Linked DNA regions of Homo sapiens: region 2 is linked to region 1. A link is an interaction called in ENCODE POLR2A ChIA-PET data of the cell type or tissue named here. Cell type or tissue: GM12878. All regions are shown on one strand.

Region 1 (2,500 bases):
CTGCCCTCCTCTCCCTTCTCCCTGCACCCTGAAATTGTATGCACGTTTTGTTGTGTATGGCCATGGGTACATTTGTTCAGATTCTTGAAGGTGCTGACTTGAGCCCAGCCCCTCCAGATTGCCTGTTGCCTCCGTTCCCCTCCTCTCGCCTCCAGTGCTTTGCTCAGGCTGATTTCTTAGCATAGCATGTCCTTCCCCAACTCTGGCTGTGGAAACTTACTTCCTTTGTAAGCTGAGCTCTAGCATAGCTACTGGCATGAACCCTTTCCCTGATCTACACTTCACCCGTAAGTAGGAATCACCTCTCCTCTTTCCTCCATTTCTGAAGCATTCTGCTAATGACTTGGTTAAAGCATTTATTTAATCTTACCTGGTGTCTCCACAGCTAAAGGTTATAAAGTCCTTGAGGACCAGCAGGGTCCACCCCATCTTCACTCATCTCTGCCTTTCCCCTCTAAGCCCAGACCTGCCTAGCAGTTTCTAGAAGACAGCAGGCTGCATTCAGATAGTCCCTGTCTACTGAGTGTGATCATTGTCACTTCAAAGCCAGCTCCAGAGTCATCTCTAAAGGTGCTAATGGGCAGCTCCTACCTGTTGGTGGGCATGCTGGGGCTGTACCTGAGGGTCCTCAGAGAGGGACCACAGATCTACCAGGAAATCCTGGCAACTGAGTAGCTTGCACTGAGTATTTGCTGAGACTGGCAGAATGGCAGGAGAGACATTCAAATGGCTAAAAAGCACACAAAAAGATGCTCAACATCGTTAGTCATCAGGCAGAGTGTAAAGCAAAGCTACAGTGAGACACCAGTTCATATCCACTGGTCAGCTATAATAAAAAAAGAAAGGCAGGACAATAACAGGTGCTGGTGAGGAGTTGGAGGCATGGGAACCCGCACTCACTGGTGGTGGGAATATGAAGTGGTACAGCTGCTCTGAAGAACAGTCTGGCTGTTCACAAACTTAGTGACCCTGACCAGCCGTTCCACTCCTAGATAGGTGTACAGAGACCCGAGAGAACTGAAAACATGCGCCCACACACTAACATGCAAATGGACGTTCGTATCAGCATGAGTCATAATAGCCAAACGGTGGAAATCACCAAATGCCCGAGAGAACTGAAAACATACGCCCGCACACTAACATGCAAATGAACATTCATATCAGCATTATTCATAATAGCCAAAAGGTGGAAATCACCAAATGTCTATCAACTGATGAATGGAAAAGCAAAATATGATGAAATGTTATTTGGCCATAGAGGGAATGAAGAATTGATACATGCCGCAGCACGATGCACCTTGAAAGCATTAAGACGAGTGAAAGAAGCCCGTCACAGAAGACCGCACTATATGCGTCCATTGAGATGAAATATCCAGAAGAGGCAAAAATGGTTGCTTGGGGCTGGGGCAGGTGGTCCAGGAGTTTTGGGGGAGCGATAGCTAAAGGGTACGAGATTTCTTTTTGAGGTGATGAAAATATTCTAAAATTGTGTCATAGTTACACAACTCTGTGAGCATACTAAAATCCACTGAATTGTACATGTTAAATGGGTGAATTGTATGGAATTTAAATTATGTGTCAAGAAAGCTGTTACCAAAAAAAGAGAGAGAGAGAGGGCAGGAGGTTGTAAATGGCTGCCGTATAAGTGCAGACTTCAGTGTTCACGCTAAACTCTGCTGTCCCTCTCTATGTTAGCCGCGACCTTCCCCCCACACAATATTTTTTCCAGGGTAGAACAAGCATTAAGTACTGACAGATCTGTATAAAGTCATTTTTTAAAAGATGAAAATTTTTATTTCATTTTAATGATTTAGTTGCCTTTTTACTTTCCAAGAGAATGAAAATGACTCGTCTCGCATGGGGATGTTTTTCTTGGCCACTGGGACAAGACGGTTCTACTAATCTTCCAGTGTTGGCGCATGCTTTCATTTATTCAGTCAGCCAGTCATTCTTGCACAGCAAATATTTATTGTGTACCAGTGTTTTAAGATTTGAAGAGACAGAAATAAAAGTCTCCACCTTCAAGGAGCTTATACAAGGGGGGAGACATTCAAGTAAGCAAGTAACAGATAAGTATTGTGATGAGGGGCTCTAAACACATAGGAGAGGCCCAATTAGAGGTAATCAGGGAAGGCATCAGGAAGAGGTGACATATTGGAAGGAAAGCAGGAGTTGGTCAGGAAGAAAGGACATTTTAGGTCCAGGGAGCTACAGGAGCAGTGGCTCAGGGTAGTTTAGGGAGCTATGAGAGTTTAGTCCAGGAGCCCGGGGTGTGCAGGTAAGAGTGCTGGTCCAAGGAGTCAGACACAGAGGGCCTCATAAACCATGCAAAGGCATTTGTGCTTTATCCTGGTGAGGATGGGGAGGTCTGGTTTCATTTTCATTTTAGGATGTTGACATTGGTTGCATGGTGGAGATTAGATTGGAGAGGAGTGAAAACATGAATACCTGGGGCTGAGATGAGATTTAAGGGGGGCAGCTGGAAAGGAGGATGAATGCG
Region 2 (2,500 bases), 380 kb before region 1:
AAATTGGGAAATACACACATAAGATTATTTCCCTGCCTTTAAAGAGTTTCAAGCTTAGGTGTGCAGAGCAGAGAGGGAGCGCTGCTTTGCAAGAACAAGGAAGGAGTAAGAAGACATTCACCCTCTGCAGCCATTCTCAGGAGGCCTTTCTGGTAGGTGAGACTGAGAAGGCTGGGCTAGCAAGCCACTGCCATTTATCAGAGTTTTATGTGGATTTTCTTCGTACCAAATGAAGATCTCCGATATGTTTGGTTTGGCTCTGTGTCCCCACCCAAACCTCACATTGAATTGTAATCCCCATTGTTGGGGAGGGACCCAATAGGAGGTGATTGGATCATGGGGGTAGATTTCCCCCTTGTTGTTCTTGTGATGAGGAGTGAGTTCTCAGGAGAGTTAGTTGTTTAAAAGTGTGTAGCACTTACTCCTTTTCTCTCTCTCTCCTGCCACATGTGAAGATGTCCCTACTTCCCCTTTGCCTTCCACCATGATTGTAGGTTTCCTGAGGCCTCCCAGTCATGCTTCTTGTTAAGCCTGTGGAACTGTGAATTAATTCAACCTCTTTTTTAAATAAATAACCCAGTCTCAGGTAGTTCTTTATAGCAGTGTGAGAACAGACTAATACAATGTCTCTAGTCACCTACCTCAAAATTTTTCCTAAGCAAGACAGTTCTCACAAAAATCAGAAATGTCAGATGATTTTTAACACAAAAGCCTGGTACAAATGTTGGATTTCAGAAGTTGAAGCAGATTTGTGGATTGTTGCCATTTAAGCTTCTGCTGCTGTTTTAATAATCCCTAAGTTGATTTACTGGGGGACAAGGGGCTGGGGAAGGAAGGGCTGGGTCAAAACCACAATATGGAAGTCTTGCTTTAGCTTGAAACTGTCTTAGGAAATGTGCTTTGGTTCACTGCTAACTTTGAAAAGCAAACTGGTCCCTGCTTCCCCAAGTAGGAGTGTCTGAGTCTTTGTGTGTATTTTAGAGACAGAGGCTCACTCTATTGCCCAGGCTGGACTCAACTCCTGGTTTCAAGGGATCCTCCCACCTCAAGCCTCCCCAGGAGCTGGGACTACAAGTACACACAGCTATACCCAGCATTTTTTTTTTTTTTTTTTTTTTTTTTTTGGAGAACAGAGTCTCGCTCTGTCGCCCAGGCTAGAGCACAATGGTGTGATTTCAGCTCACTGCAACCTCTGCCTCCCAGGTTCAAGTGATCCTCCCACCTCAAGCCTCCCGCGTAGCTGGGACTACAGGCACGCACCACTGCCCAGCTAATTTTTGTATTTTTAGTAGAGATGGCGTTTTGCCATGTTGGCCAGGCTGGTCTTGAACTTCTGGCCTCAAGTGATCCACCTCCCAAAGTGCTGGGATTACAGGCATGAACCACTGTGCCCGGCCAATGCCCAGCTTTTTTTTTTTTTTTTTTTTTTTTTTGAGATGAAGCCTTGCTCTGTTGCCCAGGCTGGAGTGCAGTGGTGTGATCTTGGCTCACTGCAAGCTCCACCTCCCAGTTTCACGCCATTCTCCTGCCTCAGCCTCCTGAGTAGCTGGGACTACAGGCGCCTGCCACCACACCTGGCTAATTTTTTTTTTTTTTTTTTTTTTTTTGTATTTTTAGTAGAGACGGGGTTTCACTGTGTTAGCCAGGATGGTCTTGATCTCCTGACCTTGTGATCCGCCTGCCTTGGCCTCCCAAAGTGCTGGGATTACAGGCGTGAGCCACCGCACCCGGCCCTATGCCCAGCTTTTGAGAGTTAGTTTTTCATGGTAAATCACAAAGTATGTAATCCAATCTAGGACTCTTAAAAACAGTCCTGGGAGATGGGGTGGAATTGAACAGATTACTAAGTAAATTGAACCCAGAATAATATTCTCTATTACTCTAAGCTTCAAGCATTGTTCTGTAGACCTAGAGTCTGAAATTTTCTGGACTCAGTGAGGACACACTGATAAAGCTGAGAGGAAAAGATGTTTGTTTTTTAGAACATTATTAAACCTTTATTAAGCACCAAGTATGTGCTCAGGAATTTTGCTGGGGAATGAATGCACATTGAAAAGGTAAATAAAAAGTGGTTCTTAGAACAAAGATATATAATCACTGTGACAAAAAGCAAAATATATATAAAAGAGGTAGAACAGAAGAATCACGATGTCTATTGCTTACATGTCTTACATGTCTTATGTATATCATAAACATCATGTTCGAAACTGAGTTTTTTTCCTCCAAACTGTTCTTTTTTTTTTTTTCCTGAGACAGAATCTTGCTCTGTTGCCCAGCTGGAGTGCAGTGGCAGGATCTCGGCTCACTGCAACCTCTACCTCCCTGGTTCAAGGAATTCCCCTGCTTCAGCCTCCCAAGTAGCTGGAATTACAGTGCAAGCCACCACGCCTGGCTAATTTTTTTGTATTTTTTAGTAGGGACGGGGTTTCACCATGTTAGTCAGACTGGTCTCAAACTCCTGAGCTCAGGCAATCTGCCTGCCTCGGCCTCCCAGAGTGCT

What was found. ChIA-PET counts read pairs that join two places held together with the same protein. Peaks named below come from ENCODE experiments on the same cell type or tissue, not always from the same donor. Only the 100,000 strongest peaks of a DNase experiment are listed, where the experiment ranks them.
Region 2: POLR2A ChIA-PET joins it to region 1 with 5 read pairs; 3 of 35 experiments call an interaction of 5 or more read pairs at or near these places.

What each region holds. Positions count from the first base shown.
Region 1 is chr3:195,128,331-195,130,830 of GRCh38, reverse strand. The region is part of intron 3 of XXYLT1 (xyloside xylosyltransferase 1); the gene reads left to right. Among named protein-coding and RNA genes, the nearest start is that of MIR3137, 5.0 kb to the left of the region's middle. RefSeq lists enhancers at 505-814, 955-1,334. In GM12878, no CTCF peak of the experiment used is centred here; a DNase peak (open chromatin) is centred at 1,050; H3K4me3 peaks cover 1,988 bases; H3K27ac peaks cover 2,500 bases.
Region 2 is chr3:195,509,974-195,512,473 of GRCh38, reverse strand. No RefSeq gene overlaps it. Among named protein-coding and RNA genes, the nearest start is that of PPP1R2, 32 kb to the left of the region's middle. In GM12878, no CTCF peak of the experiment used is centred here; no DNase peak of the experiment used is centred here.